Linked DNA regions of Homo sapiens: region 2 is linked to region 1. A link is a loop called in an ENCODE intact Hi-C map of the cell type or tissue named here. Cell type or tissue: PC-3. All regions are shown on one strand.

The links. A loop is a pair of places that touch in the nucleus more often than their neighbours do. Peaks named below come from ENCODE experiments on the same cell type or tissue, not always from the same donor. Only the 100,000 strongest peaks of a DNase experiment are listed, where the experiment ranks them.
Region 2: a loop joins it to region 1, with 4 times the contacts of the local background. A loop is called at or near these places in 8 of 110 quality-filtered maps.

Annotation. Positions count from the first base shown.
Region 1 is chr3:58,991,481-58,999,480 of GRCh38, reverse strand. All of the region lies in intron 4 of CFAP20DC (CFAP20 domain containing), which reads left to right. All of the region lies in intron 2 of CFAP20DC-AS1 (CFAP20DC antisense RNA 1), which reads right to left. Among named protein-coding and RNA genes, the nearest start is that of CFAP20DC, 55 kb to the left of the region's middle. RefSeq lists an enhancer at 304-1,503. In PC-3, a CTCF peak has its summit at 4,559 (motif pointing left); DNase peaks (open chromatin) are centred at 800 and 4,560; H3K27ac peaks cover 2,456 bases.
Region 2 is chr3:58,821,252-58,829,251 of GRCh38, reverse strand. All of the region lies in intron 14 of CFAP20DC (CFAP20 domain containing), which reads left to right. CFAP20DC-AS1 (CFAP20DC antisense RNA 1) reads right to left here and starts at 4,781. Exons shown (of 3, transcript NR_110820.1): 1 at 4,677-4,781. In PC-3, a CTCF peak has its summit at 4,853; a DNase peak (open chromatin) is centred at 4,851.

The sequences.
Region 1 (8,000 bases):
CGTTTAACAAGCATGGCTGGATATGTGACTCTTGTTACATTCAGATAGTCAGTGAAGGTCTCCTGTTACTCAGTGGGCCTCTGTTGACACTGCCACTGTCCCCACCCTATCTTAGCTCCTTGTCTGAAGCCTGGAGCAGCCTCCTTGCTGCTATCTCTAGTCGGCATTTTTCAAGGCCATTTGGCTGCCTGTTTGTCTTATGGCTTCTTGCCTGGCCTCCCAGACATCACTGGCTTCTAATTTTCCACCACATAAAGCATATGTTCCACTGACCTTGTTCAAGTCTCCCATAATCTGTGTGTTCACAATAACATCCACTCTTACCATACTTACAGATCTGCAGCTCTATCACATTTAAATACCAGGACTGCTGATCTGCTTTCTTCTCTTCCTCTAGCATCACTGGATCTCCCTCTCATGTCTGTCTGCTAATAAACTTTCCCTAGGTGTCTCAGTCCTCATCAGTGAAGATGATGGTAACAGAGGTTAATGTGCAGGAGTTTGGAGTTTAACTGTCCACCAGCTGTGTGAGTTTGGACAAAGGACTTAACCTCTGTGTGCCTTAATTTCTTCCACAGAAAATGAAGTTAGTAATAATACCAAATAATCCACAAGTCTCCATAATTTTTAATGGCTAGCATTTATTTCTTGCTCATGACATGTGGGCAATAGGTAGACTGCATCTTTGTTCTTTTTCATTCTACGGTGCAGAGTGAAGAGTAGCTCCTGTTTCTGGGACACGTCATCATCAGGGCCAGTATCGTGATGAGAGTTTCTGTTGAGTCATGTCTGCTCAGTTCCACTGACTAATGTCTATCACATGGCTTACCCTAGAGTCACAGGGTGGGGCTATATCCTCCTCCACAAAGATAGGAGCAGGGGCTGTTTGTGATTAATAATGTAGTCAACCATGCTGCCTCATAGGATTATTGTGAAGTATAAATTAGTTAATAGGCATGAGAGCTTAAAAGGGTTCCTGGCACATGGTAAGGACGCAGTAAAGCATCAGTTGTTTTGTTAAGTCTGTGGCATGTTCTATGCTAAGTACTGTATGGGTGGGTGTCATATAGTTTAATCCCATGAGTTTGATATTGTTATCACCCATTTACAAACGAGTAAACTTAGGCTTACAGAGGATAGCTAAATTCTCCACAGTCATATACAGTTTGCAAGGAACAAAATGGGCATTTAAAACAGACCTATGAGACTTCAGAATCTTTGCTCCTAATCTTTTACTACTTCAGAAGACATGTATTGAGAGGGTCCCTCCTAAACTTAATGAGCTTATTTCACTGCTGCTACTGCAGTCTGTACCACTTCTGCAGAATCTGCCATGACCTTGAAGGACTTGCCCGTAGACAGCTGTCTACCCCACAGCTACCAAAGTCCAAAGACTTTGGTTACAGTAACCTTCAAGCTTGGGCTAGTGCTTTTGATCACTTTATTCAAATCACAGAGGCCAACTCTGTGGAAGACTGACTGTGGACTCTGAAGCTCTCAATCCCACTTTTGGAGAGTAGGATAAATTTACGTACTGTCTTGACCTTGCCTTCTATGGGATCTTATTTGTCTAATTCTTTGCTGGACCCCCCTATACCCACTCCCCAAGGCAGAAGACAGACCCTACAGTCTGTACATTGCTATCGAGAGTTACTTATTTGTCCCTCTTCCTGTATCTCATTAGTGTACAAATGGTAGAATAAGACATGTGGGCATTTACAGTCTTACAAGACTAGACCTGTTTACTTTCAAGGCTTAGAGGTCCTTAAAATAATTTTTTGATCCTCACATTCATTCTTCCAAGCCCAGGGCAGAGCAGCCCTTCCACTTTGTACTTGGTAGTATCTCTTCCATGAGGTTGTGAGCTTCATGAGAGTAGAAGGCCATGTTTCATGACACTTCTGCATTTCTCTACAATGCCTATGAGCTTGAGGCCATCATTAGAGGCTTCTAGAGAGAATATGCAGAATCAATTAGTACAGCCTTTGTCTTTGGGAAGCTAACAATCTAGGAGTGCTGTCTCTCAACTCTTAAATGGCGACATTGTTTTCCTCACTGAATTGTCATGAGGATTCAGATTTCAAAGGAGGCAGTATAGTGAAGTGGTAAGAGCATGTTCTAGAGCCAGATCCCAGCTCATTACTTACTATGTTTAACATTTGTGCTTCCATTTTTCTCATCTATAGGGTAGAGATAATAATATTAATAGTACTTATTTCACAAGTTTTTTAATGAGGATTAAATGAGTTAGTACAAGTATTGGGCACATAGAATTAAATAAATGTTAGCCATTGTAAATAACAAAATAATACATCTGAAAGTGTTGCAGGACTTTTCCTTAGTTCAGCTAAAGACAGCGTCCTTGTCTGTCCCAGGGACATGAAAATTTAGGCTCACAGAAAGTTTGAAGGGTGAGTAAAGCAGGAGTTTTTTGGGTGAAAAGGGGAAACAGTAATCCTCCACAAGGCCAGAGTCCCTCCTGGAGTGCTTCCCACCACAGCTTGAATCCCAGATTCCACACAGGAAGAGGAGGGGCCAGGCTCCTCCCGGCTGCAAAAGGTGCGAACCTCTGTGGCTCCACCCCGGTGTGCGCTCTTCCCAGTGGGCATGCCTGTTGGAGAACCCCTCCCACCTGGCTGTCTCAAAAGCATCTAGAATTACCTAGAACAATGCTACTCAAAGTTGCCATTACAGTGAGATAAGGAACTTGGGCCACAATATAAATCAGCACTCTCCTTCCTTCTTTGGAAAATTCTTGCTAGGAAAAAAATGTTTGCTTATTGATAAATTTAATTTACGTTCCAGCTCTAGCTTCTTTTTTTCTCTGTAGATCAGCAATAAACAGTTCACATAGCACACTTTTTGTTTTCCTGGCCCAGGATATAGTAGGCAGTCAGTACATTTGTTTATATACTCTGACCTGAAAAGGCTGTCTATGTAAAGGAACTTATTAAGAGGAAGCAAATAACGAAGTTTGTGGATTTCAAGTTGTGTGTATGTCATACATTATACATCTATTTGTAATCTATCTGTATCTTAAAAATTACAAACAAGATAAATCACAGCTGTTTTTTTGGTAAAGGTTTTAAATATTTTTCTGGTAGGAAGAGTAGATAAAGGCAGCCATGTGGGTTGTTACGTGAAGCCTAGAATGGGCTTTCCCAGATATCAGGAAGACACAGAGGTGATATCCTCATTCTCTTTTGCTACCATATTAGCATCTATTTATAGTCAAATATATAAAAATAAGCACAGTTATTACAGGTGAGATTTATTTGTATAAATAAGTTTGGAAACTATGCCTGTTGTTTACTGGAAAACCCAATTATGGTGTTGTTACCTAGAAGGGAATATTGTAAGTAAACACTTTTTTTTTTCTGCTTCATTTATACCAAAGCAATTTAACATGAAATTAGTAATTATATTAATCTGGGCTCTCCAGAGCAACAGAAACAATAGATAGATAGATAGATAGATAGATAGATAGATAGATAGATAGATAGATTTATTATACAGAATTGGCTCATGTGGTCATGGAGGCTGAGAAGTCCCATGACCTACAGTCTGGCAAGCTGAAAAGTCAGAAGAACCAATAGATAGTTCCAGGTTGAGTCTGAAGGCCTGACAACTGGAAGAGCCAATGGTATAAGCTCCAGTCCAAGTTGGAAGGGTCCCAAGGCAAAAGACCTATGTTCCAACTAAAAAGACAGAGAGAGCAAATTCTCCCTTACTCCACCATTTTATTCTGTTCAGGGCTCCAATTGATTGGATGAGACCTAACCACATTTGAGAGGCAATTTACTTCACTCAGTCTACTGATTTGTGTGTTAATCTCGGCCAAAAACACCTTCACAGATACACCCAAAATAATGTTTAACCAAATCTCTGGGGACCCAAGAGCCCATTCAGTTGAAAAAAAATTGATCTTCACAGTAATGTTAGATGCAGCCTTATATAAGGATGAAATTCTTTGATTCCTATAAACTCTTAAAAAAGATTTTTTTCTACTCAAAATTAATTACTTAGACTACTTTTGGAAACATTTTAATTTATTATTTGAATAAATTTTTTAAAATTTCTACAAATAGTGTTTTTTTTTTTTTTAGTGAGATATTTTTGACAATCATTTCTGATGGATTGCAACTGAAAATGTAAAGACATGTGCCAGTGGTTGTTCTGGGAATTTTTCAGTTGCAGGAGAGTCCTCTTTTTGGGCTAAAAAATAGATTTGATAAATTATGGAGGAAACCTATAGAGTGATGGGGCAGAGGAAGGCAGGCTGCTTTGTGCAACTGTATCTCCTAATATCTTTATCAAAATGACATCATAAGGATGTACAGCGAAGGTGGTAACCCTCTGTCATTCCAGAGAAAAAGGGATATAGGTAGTGCAGCCTGAGGTTCTCAAGGCATGGAGGAAAAACGTTTCAAAAACAGAAAAGAACCATTTGAAAATGCAAAAGAAAATGGATATCCTAGGAGCGAATTGGATTATTTTTTCAGACTTGTTGTCTTCCTGTAACCTTAACGAATAGTACCATAGCTCCCCCTGCTGCATAAGGAGGCAAAGAGGCAAAACCCTGTCACAAAGAACCTTCTTCCCTCACCTGCCGGAATTGTTGGTTTTGCTTTTTGTTTTTTTTTTTAAGTCTTTTGGTTCTTTACCCGAGCAAAGTCATTGAAACTGTTCTTTTTTTTTTATTTCCAACCATCCTTTCTCTCCTCTTCCTGCTAATTGCATGTTTGAAAGATTTATGGATATCATTTTAAAAGCTAACATTTCAAATAAAACATAATAGGAAATTATAATTTGATGATTGGAGGTGTCTAGAAATGCATAAAATACAATTTAGATATATATTGTACTTGGATAACAAGTGTGGGAAAAACTGGGGGAAGGGGGAAGGCATTATTGTTATTTGACGAGGAGAAGAACACAGTTTTAAAGACCTGAATTCTCTGACACCAATTTGCTTGGTGCCTTGGGCAAGTTACTTAACTTTCTTTGTGTGCTGCAGTTTCCCCATTAAAAAAAAAATGAGGATAATGGCATATGCCTTTTCTCTGCCTCATAGAATTCTTACCAGAATGATAGAAGATCAAGTAATGCCCCACTTATCCAGCCATCATACTTCCAGCCTTAGCCATCTGTAATGAATCTCAGAAGCAGGCAGAAAAAGGCCTGTGAGCAATGAGAGCACTGCAGGCTTTAAGAAAATGCAAAGTCCATTGACTTGGAATTTTGTGTCAGTTAAGCTCAGTGTGTGCTGAGCTTGCAAGGTATACATGTGTTTGTGTGCATGTATGTTTCTTTTCTCTGTAGTTCTTCCCTCTCTGTAGTTACCTAGGAAGATAGGTTTTTATTTAAATGGAAAGGCAAGAAAGGGAAAGGTTGATTGAGGCAGATGAAAGTGTCTCCTTGGAAATTCACCATGAAGTTGGTGTAAGTTAGTTCAACCATTGTGGAAGACAGTGTCATGATTCCTCAAAGACCTAGAGGCAGAAATACCATTTGACCCAGCAATCCCATTACTGGGTATATACCCAAAGGAATATAAATCATTCTATCACAAACATATTTGCACATGTATGCTCATTGCAGCACTATTCACAATAACAAAGACATGGAATCAGCCCAAATGCCCATCATTGATAGACTGGATAAAGAAAGAATGGTACATATACACCATGGAATACTATGCAGCCATAAAAAGGAACAAGATCATATCCTTTCCAGGGACACAGATGTAGCTGGAAGCCATTATCCTCGGCAAACTAATGCAGGAACAGAAAACCAAATACACATTCTCACTTATAAGTGGGAGCTGAATGATGAGGACACATGGATGCGTGGAAGGAAACAACACACACTAGGGCCTGTTGGAGGATGGGGAATGGGAGGAGGGAGAGCATCAGGAAGAATAGCTAATGGGTGATGAGCTTAATACCTAGGTGATGGGATGTTCTGTGCAGCAAACCACCATGACACACGTTTACCTATGTAACAAACACACACTCTGCACAGGTACCCCTGAACTTAAAAGTTGGAAATAAAAAAAAAAGAAATTCACCATGAAGATAACTAGAGAAGAGGCCAGAATTAGGGGTAAACAGCGTTCTCTATTTCAGTCAATCACACGGTACTGGTTTCCTGCTTCAGAGTTTACAGGCTTTGTTGAAAGTTTTCTGAATCACGGACAGAATGCTCTTTTTACAAAGAAGTTTGTAATGCATTTACAAAAAAAAGAAATATGTACTGCATTTTAGGAAGCATTCTATTAAAAATGAAGGGAATAATGCATAGTTTATGTAGAAAATCAATATATACGGAATATTTCATTTTTTCCTCTGTGGTGTTAGATATATTCAACACTACTATTCTATTTTAGAAACAGTTTGAATTCCTCAATTGGAAAAGTACTCCCCACGTTTTTCTCCTTTGTAGCTCCGGATCTGATTTAAATCACTTGCCAAATCATTTTAAAGCCAAAACAAGGAGTTAGATTCTTGAAATTTGTTTTTGAGGGACAGGGGTGTTTTATAAATTAAAAATGTAAATTATATATGTATTTTTATTTTAAATAAGCTTTAAAATAAAGTATGTATTTTATTTTAAAATAAGCTTTCCCCTTTTTTGGATAAAACTGAAAACTTCCAGTTCTGGATGGATATTTATGTAGATATTTTTTACATACCTTACCTGACTAAGCATTATATTTTCATGCAGTAAGAGCAACAAATTATTTATATATTACATATTCAAATGTTTTTATATAATGTCTTCATTAAAATATGTACTAAATTTATAAATGTAAATTTGAACAAATTTCAAAATTATTTTTGTATTTATTGTCTGATGGAGGCAGGCAAAATGTGATACTCCAGCATTCTTTTCCCAAGAGATATGAAGATCTTCTGACAATTCAAATGAGATTAGTGTAGACTAGGACTTCTCAAACCATTTGAAGAACGAGGTGAGGTTTTTTTCTTTCATTTTAATTTCTTGTTTTTCTGACCAATATGTCATTCAACTGACTGTACATAGTGCCAGTACATAGTTAGGGCCATATGCCACTCACTCCCCATGTGCCTTTGACAACCCCAATCACCCTGTCCAGTGGATGAGCCCAGTGATCACATACTTGGATGTTACAGCAATGTCAAATTGGTATATAAGTTTCTGAACAATCTAAATTTTTGTGCTTAACCTGGTCAGGTACTGGTAATAATACATTTGCAGGCAGGCATCTTAGAATCGCACTGGGTAAATTAGTGATTAACAGCACACAACCTGGAATCAGACTGCTTGGGTTTGAATCTCAGCTTTACCATTTGCTGGCTGAGACCCTAGGCATGTCATTTAACCTCTTGTGCCCCAGGTTTCTTATTGGTAAAATGAGGATAACAATGCTAACCCATTTCATAGGGTTGCCACAAGCATTATAGAAACAAAATACTTAATACTGTAGAACTTAATAACAATAGTTTGCTTACTATGTGTTTAGCAGCAGTAATAATGTTGCTAAATCAGTAACATTTTGAACCTACTTGAAATTTCCTTATTTTGCTGACTTATCTAGAATAATTGTTGTAAAACCTAATTTACTTTTAAGTCAGGGGTCCCCGAGCCCTGGGCCACAGACCAGTACCTGTAGGTGACCTGTTAGGAACGGGCCGCACAGCAGGGGGTGAACAGGGGCTAGAGGATTACCACCTGACCTCCGCCTCCTGTCAGATCAACAGTGGTATTAGATTCTCGTAGGAGAGCAGACCCTATTGTGAACTGCACATGTGAGGGATCTAGGTTGTGTGCTCCTTATGAGAATCTAATGCCTGAGATCTCAGGTGGAACAGTTTCATCCTGAAACCATCCCCTCCCTGTACTACCATAACTTCCCCCTACCCCGTTCATAGAAAAATTGTCTTCCACAAAACTAGTCTCTGGTGCCAAAAAGGTTGGGAACTGATGTTTTAAGGGATATATTTTAAGCAAATATAGAC
Region 2 (8,000 bases), 170 kb after region 1:
CCTCCCAAGTAGCTGGGATTACAGGCACCCATCAGGGATTACAGGCACCCATCACCATGCCCAGCTAATTTTTTGTATTTTTAGTAGAGACAGGATTTCACCATGTTGGCCAGGCTGGTCTCAAACTCCTGACCTCAAATGATCCACCCACCTTGGCCTCCCAAAGTGCTGGGATTACAGGTGAGCCACCATGCCCGGCCTGTCCCACTCTTCTTTTATCTCAGTGAATAATGTCAACATCCATATTGATCCTTTAGCCAGGAATTTGGAAGGCATCTTCATTTCTCCCGCTTCTTTATCCCACATCCAGCTGGTCTCCAAATCCTAAGAATCCTCTCTCCTTTTTATCTCTTAACCCACCCTTCCTAATACCACAGCCTTGGCACTTTTCCTTTTTTCTTTTTTCCCCTTAATCCCATGACAGATTATGCACTTTTTTTTTTCAGTATTTATTTTAGATTGAGGAGGTACATGTGCACATTTGTCACCAGGGTACATTGCATGATACTGAAGACTGGGGTACAAATGATTCATTCATGCAGGTATTGAGCATAGTACCCAATAGTTACTTTTTCAATCCCTGTCCCCTTCCTCCCTCTCTCCTTTAGCAGTCCCCAGTTTCTATTGTTGACATATTTATTTCCATGAGTACCTGATGTTTAGCTCCTGCTTATAAGTGAGAACATGCAGTATTTGGTTTTCTGTTCCTGCATTAATTTGCTTAGGATAATGGCCTCCAGCTGCATCCATGTTGCTGCAAAGGACATGATTTCACTCTTTTTTATGGTTTATGCACTTTATTTTTCATCTGAATTCCTTCAATAGTCCCCTAACATCTCTGTGCCTCCAGTCAAAGCACTGTAACCTGGTGGTTAGGAGCCTCAGCTCTGACGTCAAATTTCCACGGTTGAGATCCAAGCTGTGACCCTTATAAAATGCTTGGCACTGTATCTGAGACATAAGTACTTAATAAATGAAGTTTAGCTGTCATTATTATTATCATTATTATTCACATTAGTGATCTTCCTAAAGCCCAAATCTGATCTGATCTGATCTCTTCATTAGGTAAAGCCTTTCAGTGACTCCCCATCACCTCTTTACCTTGGCATACAGGAGCCCCCATGATCTGAGACTTGCCCTCTCTCCAGCCTCATCTCTCACTGCACCCCACCTTTCACTCCATTCTGTAGTCCCTAGATGCACTCTGCACATTATCCCTGTACCGTGGACCTGATTATCCTCAAGACTTAGCTCTAAAGTCACTGTAGCCCTTCTCCAGGCCTCGTTGTGAAGGATACACCTTCTCTGCCACAAGAGTCAGGAGTATCTCCCTGATAACTCTCACCACAAGCTTGCTTGTCTGTCTCACATTCACTCATTCCACACATATGTTTTTGAGTGGCACACATGTGCTGTGAACTAGGCTGGCTACTGAGGATACAGATAAAGCCTTATCCAAGCTTGAGGTATTCACAGTTTTGGTGGGGAAGCCCAGGTAAACGGCTCACTGTAACTCAGGGTGGCAAGTGATAGAATAACGAGTTATGGGAACACGTGAGAGGGAGTGATTCCGCATGTGGGTTTCAGGGATGCTTTCACAGAGAAGACAACAGTTAAGCCAAAGTTCAAGAATGAGTTCAAGTTTACCATGCAGACAAGAGGGGACTGGAATTCCAAGTTCCAAAAGGAAGCCAAATTAAGTCTGTGGTGGAGGGGACAGTGGGGAGTCTCTCCTTTAGCAAGATAACCTCCTCTTAGTGCCTTCGTTTCTCTGTCAGCTTGCGTAGCACTTGAAATGAGTTTTGCTTGTCTCGCTACCCACCCCCCACCCAACATACACACAAGTGAGCCACTCTGCTCCTGCCACACTGTCAACTTGGCTGTCAGTTGGTGAGCCATGCCCTGTGTTCAGATCAGGCCATGCTCATCTCTTCTCTGTCTGGCAGCTCCTTCTCTATTTAGAAAATGGCTCTTTAATTTCTGTTTTGGTTTTTTGGTTTTTGGCTAATTTTTTATTAAAGACTTATAATTGTTTTGAGCCGTTTTGGGTTCACAGCAAAATTGAGACGAACCCTATTATCAGTGTCCCCCACCAGAGTGGTAATTTGTTACAATTAATGAACCTCCATTGACACATCATTGTCACATTATCAGGGTTCACTCTTGGTGTTGTGCATTTTATGGATTTAGACAAAGGTATAGTGACATGTATCTACCATTATAGTATCATACAGAGTAGTTTCACTGCCCCTAAAATTCTCTGTACTCTGACTGTTTATCCCTCCTTTTGCTTATTTCTGAAGGCCCCAACTCACTTGTCACTGCTTCATGAAACTCTCCCCAACCCTCATCCCACCCTGAACAGAATTATTCGCTTCCCTCTCTGGGTCCCTGTTATCTTCTGGCTCAATTACAGCACTTATGACATTAGCCAACCACTGTTACCACTATCCCCAGGCCTGGTTGTGAATTCCTTGAAGGCAGAACCCTGCCTGTGTTCTTTCATACCTTCTGTGTTGGAGCACAAAGGCTAGCACAAGGCATCACAGCTAGTTGTCAGTCATTACTTGAATGAATCAATCAATAATATTTTTAAAAATTCCTTGTTTACGGATGAGTTTAGGTCCTTTGCAGGGACATGGATGAAGCCGGAAACCATCATTCTCAGCAAACTAATACAGGAACAGAAAACCAAACACTGCATATTCTCACTCATAAGTGAGAGTTGAACAGTGAGAACACATGGACACAGGGAGGGAAACATCACACAGCAGTGCCCGTCGGAGTGTAGGGGGCTAGGGGAGGGATAGATAGCATTAGGAGAAATACCTAATGTAGATGACGGGTTGATGGGTGCAGCAAACCACCATGACACATGTGTACCTATGTAACAAACCTACACATTCTGCCCATGTATCCCAAAACTTAAAGTATAATTTTTAAAAATTCATTTTTTACTCTAAAATAATTTTCGTCAAGATTCCAAAATAAACATCAGCTTTGCTTTGCTTAAATAAATCCTGAGTGATGCATGTAATATTTTCAATTCAAGATTTGATAAATGGATATTAAATATACACCCAAAGGAAAATCTCCTTCTGAGCAGGGCCTGATTGCAAATAGGAAGAAAAAGATGTAGTCCGGTCCCATTCAGTTTAGCATTTTTACCTGACGACTTCACACACATTGCAGTCTGAAGCCAGAAAGCCTACGCAGAGTAAAATGAAGAGTCTTTAGCAAAATCCTTTGTGTTTAACACAAACTTTGATTCCTCAGCATCTGTACAGTTCAGAGTAATATGTACTGTTTAAAAGGTGTTTAGATATAACAAATTAGTCATTTAAAAGTGTAATTAAATGTAACCACATTCCTCATAGCAAATTGGCTTTTGTAGGCATCTCTTGCTAAATAAATCAAGCCTACTGAGAAATCCATTGGCCTTTGACAGACAAATTTTTCAAAGTTTCTAACTTAGAACCAAATTCAATTAAAACAATACTTTACAACTTCTGTGGAAACCAGGCTACAATCAATCAATTTTGGAGAGTTTCTGTTAGGAGTAGCCCTCGTGAGATTTATTCAAAAACTGGGCTCTCGGCAGCCTTTGGAAGGGCACTAGGAGTTAGTTATAATGAATTTTAAGTGAATTTTATCTTGGTGAGGGATTTTGATTGACAATAGCATAAAGCCATGTTGTGTGTGTGTGTGTGTGTTTTCTTTTTTTAAGGAACAGGAACAGCTATCAATGGACACTGCTTCATGGGATGCCCAAACAAATATAAACTCTAGATCAGTCAACCTGGGCTCAAATTCCAGCTCTGCCATTTATGGACATGATCATCTTTGAAATGGAAATAATAAAAGAACCTTCCTAATATTGGCATTATGCAAATCGAATGAGTACATGAAATGCATGTGCCTGGTGCTTAGCAGAGTAAGCTCACACTGACTGTCAACTGCTGTTTCCCCAAGGTTATTCTCCTCAAAGGGCCACTTGAGTGATCAGAACAGAATTTCTAGGACATTTTCCCTTTTTATGACGACTGAGACCTGAAAGAGTAAGCAGAGATTCTGTAGTGTTTGTTTTGATGTGAGTTTAACCATCAGCATACAGACTGACTCCCTCAGATCCTTCCAAATAAACTCCTTCATTATCTCATTATTTCAATATTTCATTTCACTGTCTCTCCTCAAATGTAGATTCAAGAAAAGTAGGTTTATTGTGCAGCTACCCTGTGAGCAGATGCCCCAAAGCTGTCATTCCTTCAGGTTAATAATTAACATAACCTGAACGGGGGCATGGTGGCACAGGTCTGTATTCCCAGCTAATTGGGAGGCTAAGGCAGGAGGATTTTAGCCCAGGAATTCAAGGCCAGTGTGGGTAACACAATGAGACCCCATCTCTTAAAAAAAAAAAAAAGAATTCCCATACCTAATATCAAGCACATAAGTCTCTTTAGCTTACAAAAAAGAAAAGAAAAGCTCATTGCATGCATCCATCAACATGGCATGTTGCAGAGCATAATATTCGGAGAATAACGAGGCAAAATACACTTAATAAAACTGCAGGCATATGGTGAGGTTCTCAGACAAGTTATTTATGGTCTTGATTAACCTTGCAACATTATCGCCATTTTCATAGGTTTTACATAACAACATAAAAATATTATCTTTACCTTTTAACATGGCAGGATTATCTTATCTCCGGTTCTTTTATTTAGCCTTCATTTCGCTCCCTCACCCCAAAATCTCTAGCAGCTTGATCATGGAAAAGCAAAGCTGCTTGTGCTCCGTGGTAGTTAATTATATATGAATACTGTTTTCCTGGCACTAGCACATAGCAACAGCGCCACCAAAAGGCCGAGGTCCTGAGTTTCTGGGATCTGTTCCATTTCTTTGCTCCACAGCATATCAGCGTTTTTGCATGATATTCCTGGTTGCTGTGTATTCAAAATATAATATATTGGCATTTCAGACTCCTTATAATTAATAGGTTTTAATTTGTTCTGATCTACAGATTCATTAACTTCTCAGCTCTCTTTGGGTAGAATGAGTTTTCTTTTAATCCTCCTGAACTAAAAAGGTATGCAGTTGATTGTGCTAAGCTGCAGATAAATCATATGAGCAGATGTTCTTATACAACTATAGAAATGATATACGAAAACTGATATTAGAGTCAGTGTAATAGTGACAATAGAGACAGTATCTGTACTGTCAGGAGGAAATATTGAAATGTGCAAGTTGTTCTGTGTTTAGTGACTATGAAAGTCACCCCAGGAAATAAACTTTTCTTATTCTCAGAGTACTGTCTATTACATTTTATGATTGTCCCAAATTTAGTAACGTGGCAAAACTGATTTTTTAAATTGTAAATACATAGTGACATGTCATGAGAATGAAAACAATGAAATTAATTTATGGTAAGGAGATAGTCATATATATTTCAAATAAATGTATTTCTTCAGGGTCACTTTTTTTTCCTGCCACAAACAGAACTGATTTTGTCATTTTGTTATTCAAAAACTTAAATAGTCACCACTCTAGATGCACTCTCGAGCTGGAATAAACACTACAGACTAGTGGTTGAGAGGGTAAGCTGTGGACTCAGACTGCCTGGGTTCACATTCTAGCTCCACTCTTTCCTGGCAGGCACGATCCTGGGTTAATACCCAGTGTCAATTTCCTCTTCTGTTGAATGTAGTTGTTCATCCTATTTATTTCATAGAATTGCTCTGAGGATCAAATAAGATCATATCTACCAAGAATTAGCATAAGTACTCAATAAATGTCAATCGCCGCTATTATGATGATGGTCGTAGTTCATTGTAGATACTGGTTGTCATCCCTTTGCATCTACTTACGATATTCTCTAGGTATGACTGAATGCCAAAATCAAAACAAATTCTATATTATTTCATTGGTGCTTTCACAGGATGCTACCTACCTAGAAATAGGTTTACTGCTACATATGTTTATAAGCATATTGTAGGGGAGGAAAAATATCTTTTTCTCACCCACCCTGGATTCATCGCCAAGGCCTCTGTTGCAACAAAAGACAGATTAGCAAAAGAAAAACATACAAATTTATTTCATGTAAGTTTTCCATGATACAGGAGTCTTTATAAGGAAATGAAGAACTGAACAAACAGTGAAACTTGAATATTTTTACTCCAGGTTTGATGAAGAGAGGAAAGTGGTGGAGAAATATGATTGGGCAAAGGAGATATGAGCTAATGGAAATAAACGAAGAAAATCAGCAAGGCTTTTGTTCAGATTCTTCTCTGTGTCCCTGTGTCTTCAGAGATAAGGATGTTCCTTTCTTCAGGGGATAGGGACGGCATCTCTCAAATGAGTATCTTATGACCTGCTCCAGGGGGTGTTCAGAAAATCCTAGCTATGTTTTATGACCAGCTGCAGGGGAGAACAGGAGAAGGTGAGAGTGACCTTCCTGCTACTGTAAATGCCATGTCCTGAACTCCATCAATATCCATTTGTAGGTGAGGATGTCTAGCCTCAGACAGCTAGTTGTTCACCTTTCTATGTGTTCGTGTCAGCAGTTTTTATTTGAAAAGTTTCCATTGGTTACTTTTTTGTTTTCTAACACTTAAAAATCACTATGAGCAAAGATGGAAAGGGATCAGTCTGTATAGTCTTTTTTTTTTTTATTATACTTTAAGTTTTAGGGTACATGTGCACATTGTGCAGGTTAGTTACATATGTATACATGTGCCATGCTGGTGCACTACACCCACTAACACGTCATCTAGCATTAGGTATATCTCCTGATGCTATCCCTTCCCCCTCCCACCACCCCACAACAGTCCCCAGAGTGTGATATTCCCCTTCCTGTGTCCATGTGATCTCATTGTTCAGTTCCCACCTATGAGTGAGAATATGCGGTGTTTGGTTTTTTTTGTTTGTTTGTTTGTTTGTTTGTTTTTTCATGATTTTTTTTTATTATACTTTAAGTTTTACGGTACATGTGCACATTGTGCAGGTTAGTTACATATGTATACATGTGCCATGCTGATGTGCTGCACCCACTAACTCCTCATCTAGCATTAGGTATATCTCCCAATGCTATCCTTCCCCCCTCCCCCCACCCCACAACAGTCCCCAGAGTATGATATTCCCCTTCCTGTGTCCATGTGATCTCATTGTTCAATTCCCACCTATGAGTGAGAATATGCGGTGTTTGGTTTTTTGTTCTTGCGATAGTTTACTGAGAATGATGATTTCCAATTTCATCCATGTCCCTACAAAGGACATGAACTCTTCATTTTTTATGGCTGCATAGTATTCCATGGTGTATATGTGCCACATTTTCTTAATCCAGTCTATCATTGTTGGACATTTGGGTTGGTTCCAAGTCTTTGCTATTGTGAATAATGCCGCAATAAACATACGTGTGCATGTGTCTTTATAGCAGCATGATTTATAGTCCTTTGGGTATATACCCAGTAATGGGATGGCTGGGTCAAATGGTATTTCTAGTTCTAGATCCCTGAGGAATCGCCACACTGACTTCCACAGTGGTTGAACTAGTTTACAGTCCCAGCAACAGTGTAAAAGTGTTCCTATTTCTCCACATCCTCTCCAGCACCTGTTGTTTCCTGACTTTTTAATGATTGCCATTCTAACTGGTGTGAGATGGTATCTCATAGTGGTTTTGATTTGCATTTCTCTGATGGCCAGTGATGATGAGCATTTTTTCATGTGTTTTTTGGCTGCATAAATGTCTTCTTTTGAGAAGTGTCTGTTCATGTCCTTTGCCCACTTTTTGATGGGGTTGTTTGTTTTTTTCTTGTGAATTTGTTTGTGTTCATTGTAGATTCTGGATATTAGCCCTTTGTCAGATGAGTAGGTTGCAAAAATTTTCTCCCATTTTGTAGGTTGCCTGTTCACTCTGATGGTAGTTTCTTTTGCTGTGCAGAAGCTCTTTAGTTTAACTAGATCCCATTTGTCAATTTTGTCTTTTGTTGCCATTGCTTTTGTTGTTT